Linked DNA regions of Homo sapiens: region 1 is linked to region 2. The links are chromatin contacts, found by Hi-C or POLR2A ChIA-PET in ENCODE. All regions are on one chromosome and are shown on one strand. The core of a region is the stretch at or near the end of the contact, and the rest is flanking DNA. Distances in the headings are between cores, read along the strand shown. Region 1 overlaps NFAT5 (nuclear factor of activated T cells 5). Region 2 has its middle 35 kb from the start of MIR1538.

What was found. A loop is a pair of places that touch in the nucleus more often than their neighbours do. ChIA-PET counts read pairs that join two places held with the same protein, here RNA polymerase II (POLR2A). Pooled maps may share reads with other maps.
Region 1: a pooled map shows a loop between it and region 2 (4-fold over the local background). The contact joins two enhancer-like sites. A Hi-C loop is called at or near these places in 1 of 50 pooled maps. POLR2A ChIA-PET finds 5 or more read pairs at or near these places in 3 of 52 experiments (A549, HEK293 and activated T-cell).

The regions. Positions count from the first base shown.
Region 1 is chr16:69,689,864-69,694,632 of GRCh38, reverse strand. NFAT5 (nuclear factor of activated T cells 5) reads right to left here. Exons shown (of 15, transcript NM_138713.4): 12 at 3,545-3,693; 13 at 394-2,884. Among named protein-coding and RNA genes, the nearest start is that of SNORD13H, 16 kb to the left of the region's middle. Within about 2 kb of position 2,405, at least 2 of the 41 ENCODE cell types and tissues checked have a DNase peak (open chromatin) inside an H3K27ac peak, as active enhancers do.
Region 2 is chr16:69,528,566-69,533,218 of GRCh38, reverse strand. No RefSeq gene overlaps it. Among named protein-coding and RNA genes, the nearest start is that of MIR1538, 35 kb to the left of the region's middle. RefSeq lists enhancers at 2,259-2,553, 2,133-2,842, 2,112-3,311, 3,299-3,593. Within about 2 kb of position 2,443, at least 13 of the 41 ENCODE cell types and tissues checked have a DNase peak (open chromatin) inside an H3K27ac peak, as active enhancers do.

The sequences.
Region 1 (4,769 bases), core at 1,156-3,655, 160 kb before region 2:
AAATAACTTGTACAAGATCTTATAGTCTATAGGTGATAGAGTTCTAACTACAATCTGTACTCTTAAAACAACTATACAGGACAGGTGTGGTGGCTCACGCCTGTAATCCCAGCACTTTGGGAGGCCGAGGCCAGCGGATCACTTGAGGTCAAAAATTCAACACCAGCCTGGCCAACATGGTGAAACCCCGCCTCTAACAAAAATACAAAAATTAGCTGGGCGTGGTTGTGCACACCTGTAATCCCAGCTGCTTGGGAGGCTGAGGCAGGAGAATCACCTGAACCTGGGAGGCAGAGGGTGCAGGTGCAGTGAGCTGAGATCGCACCACTGCACTCTGCTTCCTTCTAATAATAATAATGACCAATTAAGTAATGAAAAATTAGAGTTTCTTACTATTTTGAATGCCAAATAAGAACATTCCTGATGTCTGCTGAGATGAGCCAGGAGAATTCTGCAGTTGGTTCATTGTGCCTCCTGCTGTGTTGTGAAATAAAGTAGCCTGTGGTTGAGGCGAAGATGTGGCTCCTTGAATTCCAGGCATGTTGTTCTGAGGGGAATAAAGAGGAGACTGTTGCATATCTTGTTGATTTATACTGGTCTGCAAGGCAGACATGGATGCTGGAGATAAGAAGAGAGTTACTTGCTGCTCTTGAGAACTAGGTGACCCTTGTACCAACTGAATCTGAGGAGAGCTATGGAACAAGGGGGTCTGTGATGATTCCGACTGGGTAGGACCTGGGTTCTGAAGTGAGGAAACTGTGGACTGACTCTGAAATTGCATGGGCTGTTGCTCTTGATTCATTGGGGCCATGTTACTTTGTTGGTGAAAAATTGACTGGTTCTGTTGCTCCTGATTAGCCATTGGATTTTGATTTGGGTTGAATATCATGTTTGGTGGTGGTTGCTTTGGAGACGCCATTGTAGCCATGGTATTCTGATTACTGAATAAAATGCTCTGTTGTTGTTGCTGCTGCTGTTGCTGCTGCTGTTGCTGCTGCTGCTGCTGTTCCTGGGATGGAGAGTTACTCTGCATGGCAACTATTGAGTGCTGTGACTGGAACATGGTTCCTTGTTGGCTTTGAGGCATTGGATTAGGTGGAAGGGAGCCCAGGGCCACCTGAGGCTGAAATAAACCCTGCTGCGGGGGTTGTGCCTGTTCTTGGGAAAGCATAGGAGTCTGGATGTGTGATATTGGAGCTTGCTGTTGGAAAGCAGCTTGTTGTTCACTGTTTGATGTTGACTGAAGTGGAGAAATTGAGTTCGGTGCTGCAAAAAATGCTTCTTGGGCTACTGTGTTAGTCTGAAGATTATTCATGGGACTCTGGGAAAGAAATATGTTGGTTGACTGCTGGTCTTGAGGAACTGAAGAGCCCTGTAACACAGCAATGGTACTTTGAGAGTGAAACATTGGAGGCTGCATTTGTTCAGAGGAGGTTGTAGAAGTCTGACTGTGGACAATAGGATTTGGACTATGAAAGAGAGAACCTTGAGTTTCCTGGGAAAGGTTCTGAGCATCGGCAATAGGATTTTGAGGATGAAAAAGTTGGGCCTGTGAATGAGAAGACTGCTGCAAAAAATTTCCAGATTGAAGTGACATCATCTCATTCCCTTGCTGGAATAAACCATTACCTTGTTGTTGGGTACCACTATTCTGAACACTCATCATACTTTTTGTGGATGAAAAAAGGTTAACTTGAGGTTGATTGTCCCCACTATGTTGCATTTGGACCATGGTCTGAAAGACACTGTTCTGAATCTGTTTTGCTTGTGTTCCAGTTTCTTCTCCATCTCCTGAACTTGATGTCTGAAACATGGTAGTGCCAGGGGTTGCAACCTGCTGTGTGGTAGTTGTAGAAGTTTCATTTCCAGAAACTGCAGGAGGAGAAGAAAACAATTCACACTGCATTTGCATATCCTCATTGGTAGACAATGCACTCATCATGTGAGAAGTCTGCTGGTAAACTGGCGATTGCTGAAGGTTTCCATTTGCTGAAGCAGTTGAAGGGAATAACTCTGACTGAATCTGGGCAGCTGCCTGGCAGATACTCTGTTGCATCTCCATCACCATTGCGGCTGAAGATTCCATCACTTGCTGTTGCTGCTGCTGCTGCTGCTGTTGATTAGATAACGTGTTTTCAGACTGTGGATGAACACTTTCAGCTCTTCCAGGTAATAAATTATCTGGTCTGGTATGGACTGTTGGCTCTGTTGAGGAAAACATTCCAGGGCTTACACCACTCTGAATTTGACTGACTTGTTGAAAAATATCTGCACTAAGCTGCTCTTGAACATTCTCATTACCATCTGGAGCAGAAAATAAAACTGAAGATAACTGCTGCTGTGCCTCTAAAACTTGTTGGACCAAGTCAACACTTCCACTGCTGCCACTAGCAGTACTGCCTGTGAAACTCCCTGCTTGCAGCTGCTGAATAGTATTCTGAAGCTGACTCACACTATTTGGTGATGGAAAAATATTTGATGAAATCTGCTGCTGTAAAGTCTGTGCTTGTTCTTGTAGTGGTGACTGCTGCTGTTGTTGTGATGCCTCAGTCAGTTGTGACAAATTAACCACTGTACCATCTGACTGTAATATCTCTCTAGACTGAGTTTCTCTTGTCTGAAACTGTGTAGCCTGCTGCAATAGTGCATCGCTGTTGGGCAGCTGACTAGAAGCAGAAACTGCTGGAAAAGTACCAGGCTGTGAGATGTCCTGGGTTTGAATAGTTGTCAGGGTCTCTGGGTTGTATGCCTTGGGCTGAATCTGCTGCTGTTTTTCATTTTCAGAAGGTAGGTGGGAAGATGATGGTGATGAAAAAGAGCCATTTCCTGCTATGTTTGAGATGTTTTCTAATGTTTGCTGAGTTGATCCAACAGACTTTGTAGTCTAAAAAATAAAAATCCCCAAATATTATGAATATATAAACATTAAACAAGTTTGTAACATACATCAAAAATCACTATTGCTCTAAAAATATATGCAGGACCAGCTTTCCACTCTATATTATTATCATTTAGAAAACAGGTACAGGACTACAATTCTCCATAACATGATGTCTCATTTTCCTTGAGATATATTTTTTAAAAGTACGACAAGCAAAGATAGTCAAACAAGGAAGTAGAATAATCGGCTATTGATATGCTTAGGTGAATTAAGGGTAATCAGAACACAGTAATTTTATGGTTCATGAAGAGCAGGTATCAAAATATCTCAATTTTGTGGCTCCTCAGTAACATTACAGGGGATAAGACAAGTAAAAAAAAGAAACAGAAAGTTATGGGAAAAGACTGGGAAAAAAATAAAAACATCTCTAATTCTGAAAATGCTAAAATTAGTACTTTCATCAATATCTCATACAACATATTAATTCCTCCCTTGTATATTGGAAGTCACTATGTGGGCAATTTTGCTGAAGTATAAAGCATTCCCTCTTTACAGCAAAATTCATTAAGTGCATCCAAAGTAAAAATAATGTTAAAAAAATAGGAAAAGTAAAAGACAGCAATTTTTATATAGGAGGTTTGTGCACTAGTCAATACAGCTTACCTTAAAAATAGTGGAAGATCTTTTTTCTGCTGTTACTTCCATTGGAGTAACATCTTCACTCTTAATCATACTGCTTGGTATGAGTGGAGTCATCAGGGCATTAGGGATAATATTTACCTTATCTAAATTACATCCAGTAGTTTTCATTGCTGCATATACACACACACAAAAAGAAAAGTTTAAAATCACAAAATTTACCAACTATTTCATTCTAAAATTTGTTATTAGCCATGATTTAAATGTCTATTTTTTTGATGCTACAATGGTAGCATGAGATACAAACCTGGTATATTAAGATATATCTTCCCTTTTATGAAGTGCATTGGCTGGGGGACCTCTGGAATGGGCCTGGAACTATAGCTTAAATATTAATAATAAGCTTAAGCAGTTCAATTACCAAGCTATATTCCCCAAGACGGTTCCAAGTGCCTTGAATCATACTACCCAACCTGACCAAGAGTATATTATAGGATACAGCTTAAAAATCTCCAGGAGGATAAAGCTACTCAATTACAAACTACACTCTCCTCTTAGCATTTAGCTATCTGACAATATAGTCTCAGAACTTCTTAAGGACTATGAGATTGTCAGAGCACTTCTTTCTTAAACTAAGTTCAAGCTTCTCATTAGAAAATACCACCCAGTGATTAATAAATTTTGCTTTTCTAAATTAAAAGAAAACTAAATTAATTAGAAAACTTGAATATGACAAGTTGACACATGGACACAATTCTCTTTTAGACTGGACTTTAAACATCTTTTTTTTTTTCCCCAGAAATAAGGGCTATTTTAGGTTTACAAACCAAATTTCCCAAGCAAAATGAAAAATTATTTCCCACCTCCTACTACCTCCATTTTCAGGAGTAGTTAGTTCTAGATTTATACCTAGAGGCAACATATAGCAAGATTCTACCACTTCACTATATCTACCTTTCCCCCTTGATTGCTTTTCTTTCTTCTTTTTTGTCTACTTGAGTCCGCAGTGGCACTCAGTGGTACCTACTGCTATTGCTAATGACAGTCTTCTGAGTTGAGCACATAGCCAAATCCTGATTTAAAAGTTTACTACCACTTGGAAGCTCTATGGAAACAGTCTTCAGAAAGCATAGCTGTTAAATTTCTTAATTTGATATCGAGAAGAAATCTTGGCTATAAAGAAGCTTTTAAAATGGCACATGGTCTATAAGTTGGATCGCTCCCTTCATAAATTTTTGTTGTTGTTGTC
Region 2 (4,653 bases), core at 1,194-3,693:
GGCGGGGGAGGAGTGCTTCGGGCACCTAGTGGTAGAGGTCAGGATAGTAAACATCCGACAAAGTACAGAACACCTCCTAAAACAAAGAATTATGTGGCTCAAATATCAATAGCGCTGAGATGGATAAACTCTGACTTAGACCATCAGGATTCTTTCTTGGAAGTTACAGAGTTACGTTTCATGGTGGGAATGGGGAGGGAGTGTCCCACAAGGAGATGGCAGCCTTGCAGAGACGTGAGTGCAGGAGGGAAAAGGATTTACCTGGGTGATCGGGAAGCTTGTTAGGCAAAACTATGGGTGGAGACAGTCCCAATTTACTGAGAATGCTACTCCAAACGTTAATTTGTAAATTGCTTCTTTGGCATATCTTGGATCCCTTCCATGCCTCCTTCCAGAAGGAGACCATATGTTAAAAATGAAAGGCTCTGGAGATAAAATCAAAAGACCTGGGTTGAATCTCAACTTCATAATCATGAAAATCATTTTACTTTTCTAAGCCTCAGTTCCCACTTTTGAGAAGTGGGGATGCAAATGCTACCCCTCCCACTGCTGAGAAGAGAACAGTTGTTTGGGCTGCTTGGCTCTGGATACAGGCTCATGTGTAACTCTGACATTGTATGTTTATAACATATCAATAAATGAAAAGGGTGGTTATAAAGCAGTACATATTGTATGCATCCAATTTTTGTTCAATGTGAATGTCTGCTGAGAAAATAGTCGGGAAGTAATTATATCAAACAGCTAACATAAATTGTTCTTGAATGGCCAGAAACAAAAACCAAACCAAAACACGAACCAATATATTACCTTTGGTATTAGATAATAAATACATGTTATTGAAATTCATAAAAGTTATCTTTTTCAAAAGAGATTTTATGATATGAGAAATACTTAGGATGTAATTTAAGCAAAAACAAAAGCAAGTTAGAAATTGCATGAACTTGCCAGACAAGGCTCATGCCTGTAATCCCAGAACTTTGGGAAGGAGGATTGCTTGAGGCCAGAGTTCGAGACCAGCCTGGACAACACAGTGAGACCCCACCTCTAAAAAAATGAAAAAGAAATTAGCCAAGTATGGCAGCATACATCTGTAGTCCAGCTACTTGGGAGGCTGAAGCTGGAGGATCACTTGAGCCTAGAAGGTCAAGGCTGCAGTGAGCCATAATCATATCACTGCACTCCAGCCTGGGTGACAGAGTAAGACCTTGCCTCAAAAAAAAAAAAAAAGGGGTTGCACAGGCTTGCACTGTTCAACATGGTAGTCACCAGCCCCACGTGCCTACTGAACACTTGAATGTGGCTAACTCTGAATTCAGATGTGCAAGCATGTAAAATATCTCATTTTTAATTTAATAATCATAAAAATTGCTAAATGTTTATATTGATTATATGATAAAATGATATTGTTGAAATATTTGGTTGAATATAATATATTGTGCAGTGGCTCATGCGTGTAATCCCAGCACTGTGGGAGACCAGGGCGGGCGGATCACCTGAGGTCAGGAGTTTGAGACAAGCCTGACCAACATGGCGAAACCCCGTCTCTACTAAAAATATAAAAATTCAGCCAGGTATGGTGGCAGGCACCTGTCATCCCAGCTACTCAGGAAGTTAAGGCAGAAGAATCGCTTGAACCCAGAGGTTGCAGTGAGTCAAGATCATGCCACTACACTACAGCCTGGGTGAGACTCCATCTCAAAAAAAAAAAAAAAAAAAAAAAAAAAAAAAAAAAATATATATATATATATATATATATATACACACACACACACATACACACACACACAATTTCACCTGTTTTTATTTTTCTTTAATGAGGCTTCTGAAGCATTTTAAATTACATATATGGTTCACACCTGTGGTTTGCATATTTCCTTTGAATAGTGCTGATATAGACTGCAGAAACTTGACTATATAATGAAAAAATACAGAGAAAAAAAATAGAATGGAAAAATACCAAACTCATCACTGTGATAAAGTTTAAACGATAGGATTATAGGTGATTTTTTCTGCTTCTTTGCATTTTTCTGCACTTTCAAATATTCTACGGGGTCCAGATCTCCCTGTGATAATTTGGAAAAGGGCAAAAGGAGTCTAGAATCTCTCCTGTACTCCTGGGGCAAAAACTATTCTTCCTTAAAAAGATTACATCTTATGGGGACTGTTATTTTGTGAATTAAAAAATGGGGTGCCAGCTAGTCTCCATGGTTCTGGGTATGACGGAGAAGGTCCCACATTCTGATCCCTGCTCTGGGCGAGGAGGGGCATCTTCCTCCTGCCTTCCCCACAGAGAAGGAACCAAGGGTATGAGAACTATGAGAAGCAGCTCCGTGGATGCTCAGAACATCCCTGGGCAAGGAAGTGAGTCATCCGGTGAGTCAGCCCCGCCGCCCTGCTTTCATTCTTGGGATTGTTCCATGTCACTGCTCCTCTCTGTTACCCTTTCCCCCCCACCCCCGCATCACATGTGTGGTCTCAAGGCAGCCCAGGCAAATCGCACTAAGAAGGGCTCCTGGGTGCTCAGCACCTAAAGTGGGTCATTCATGGCACTGCCTGCGGTCACCCACAAGCTCGCCTCTTACTCTCATGTCAACTCATCCGGCAAAGGTGTTATTAGCATTCCCATTTCACAGATGAGAAAACGAGACAGAGAGAGGAGAAATACTTGGCCAAGGGCTCACAGGTAGGAACAGACTGGGTCCTGAGATTCAAGTTCAGGCTGATTCCAAAGCATGTGTTTCCTAGAACTTTCATCTAGGTCTGCCACAAACAGGACTGGGAAGTAATATATTTTTTTTTTTTTTGAGACGGAGTCTTGCTCTGTCGCCCAGGCTGGAGTGCAGTGGCGCGATCTCGGCTCACTGCAAGCTCTGCTTCCTGGGTTCACGCCATTCTCCTGCCTCAGCCTCCCGAGTAGCTGGGACTACAGGCGCCCGCCACCACGCCCGGCTAATTTTTTTGTATGTTTAGTACAGACGGGGTTTCACGTGTTAGCCAGGATGGTCTTCATCTCCTGACCTCGTGATCCACCCGCCTCGGCCTCCTAAAGTGCTGGGATTACAGGCGTGAGCCATCGCGCCCGGCCAAGACTGGGAAGTAATTAACTTGTGTCTTCCAAGCCTCCATTGCCCTAGATTTCAGGAGCCTGAGACCTTCATAAGGTCTGATCGCTCTCTTACAAAACAGGTCTCTGGGAAAGAGTCTAAGAATCTGATATCAGACATTTACAACGAAGTATGAATTTAGGCCCATCATTACTCCTTCGGTGAAAACCTGCAATGTGAAGTCTTATTCCAATTGTGGGGTGAAAGACTAAAAGGAATGTCTACCACTGGAATACACACTGGGGAGATGTCTGGGGAAGAAAGGGCGTGTGCTTAGAGCTACTCTCTGTTGAACCGGACCAGGAGCCACCCTGGGCCATCTGCTCGGGAACGCAGTCTTGCTTCCAGTTTACTAAACCAGGTGGGTGGGGCCAAGGCCCAGGAAGCAGACGCTCATGTGATGTAGCTGCCACAAGAATCCCACCCCCTACAGATTCCTCCAGTGGAGAGTCACACCTAGGGATTAAGCATTTCCCTTTCTTTTCAACCTTTTGATTTTTTGGTAATTTAATGTTTTTATAGGTAATCTGTTCACATGGTTCAAAAATTATATACATTACACACACACACACACACACACAATTTTCTTTCTCTTTCCCTTACCAAGTCCTCCTTCTCCCTAATTCTTATCCCACTCCCACAGTCTCTGATGTTATTAGTTTCTTGTGTATCTTTCCAGAGTTTCTTTATGCATATACAATAAATGCACACATGCACACACAGCCACCCTTCTTTTTATACAAAAGTTTCAGGCTCTTTTTACAAAAGTAAAAATGCTACAGGGAAGAACACATTGCAATAAACACTTGAATTTAAAGGAATCTAGCCGGGCACAGTGGCTCACATCTGTAATCCCAGCACTTTGGGAGGCCAAGGCGGGCAGATCACCTGAGGTCGGGAGTTGGAGACCAGCCTGACCAACATGGAGAAACCCCGTCTCTACTAAAAACACAAAATTAGCCAGGCGTGGTGGCGCATGCCTGTAATCCCAACTACTTGGGAGGGTGAGACAGGAGAATTGCTTGAACCCGGGAGGCAGAGGTTGCTGTGAGCCGAGATTGCACTGCTGCACTCCAGCATGGGCAAGAAGAGCAAAACTCTGTCTCAAAAAAAAAAAAAAAAAAAAAAAAAAAAAAAAAGGAATCTATAGGTATTTTCTTTCTGGGGCCACTAACTAGGCCCCAGTTTTTTTTTCAGCTTTTGCGTTTTTAATGTCAGGTTTAATAATGCATAATGTACATGCAGTAAAATGTATCCTTTTTAGTGGGCAGTTCTGCAAGTTGTCACAAATGTATACAGTCTCACAGCCACTACTATGATCAAGATGCAAAAGGGCCCGGCGCAGTGGCTCACGCCTGTAATCCCAGCACTTTGGGAGGCCGAGGTGGGTGGGTCACATGAGGCCAGGAATTCGAGACCAGCCTGACCAATGTGGTGAAACCCCATCTCTACTAAAAATACAAAAATTAGCCGGGCATGGTGGCGCATGCCTGTAATTCCAGCTATTTGAGAGGCTGAGGCAGGAGAATTGCTTGAACCCAGGAGGTGG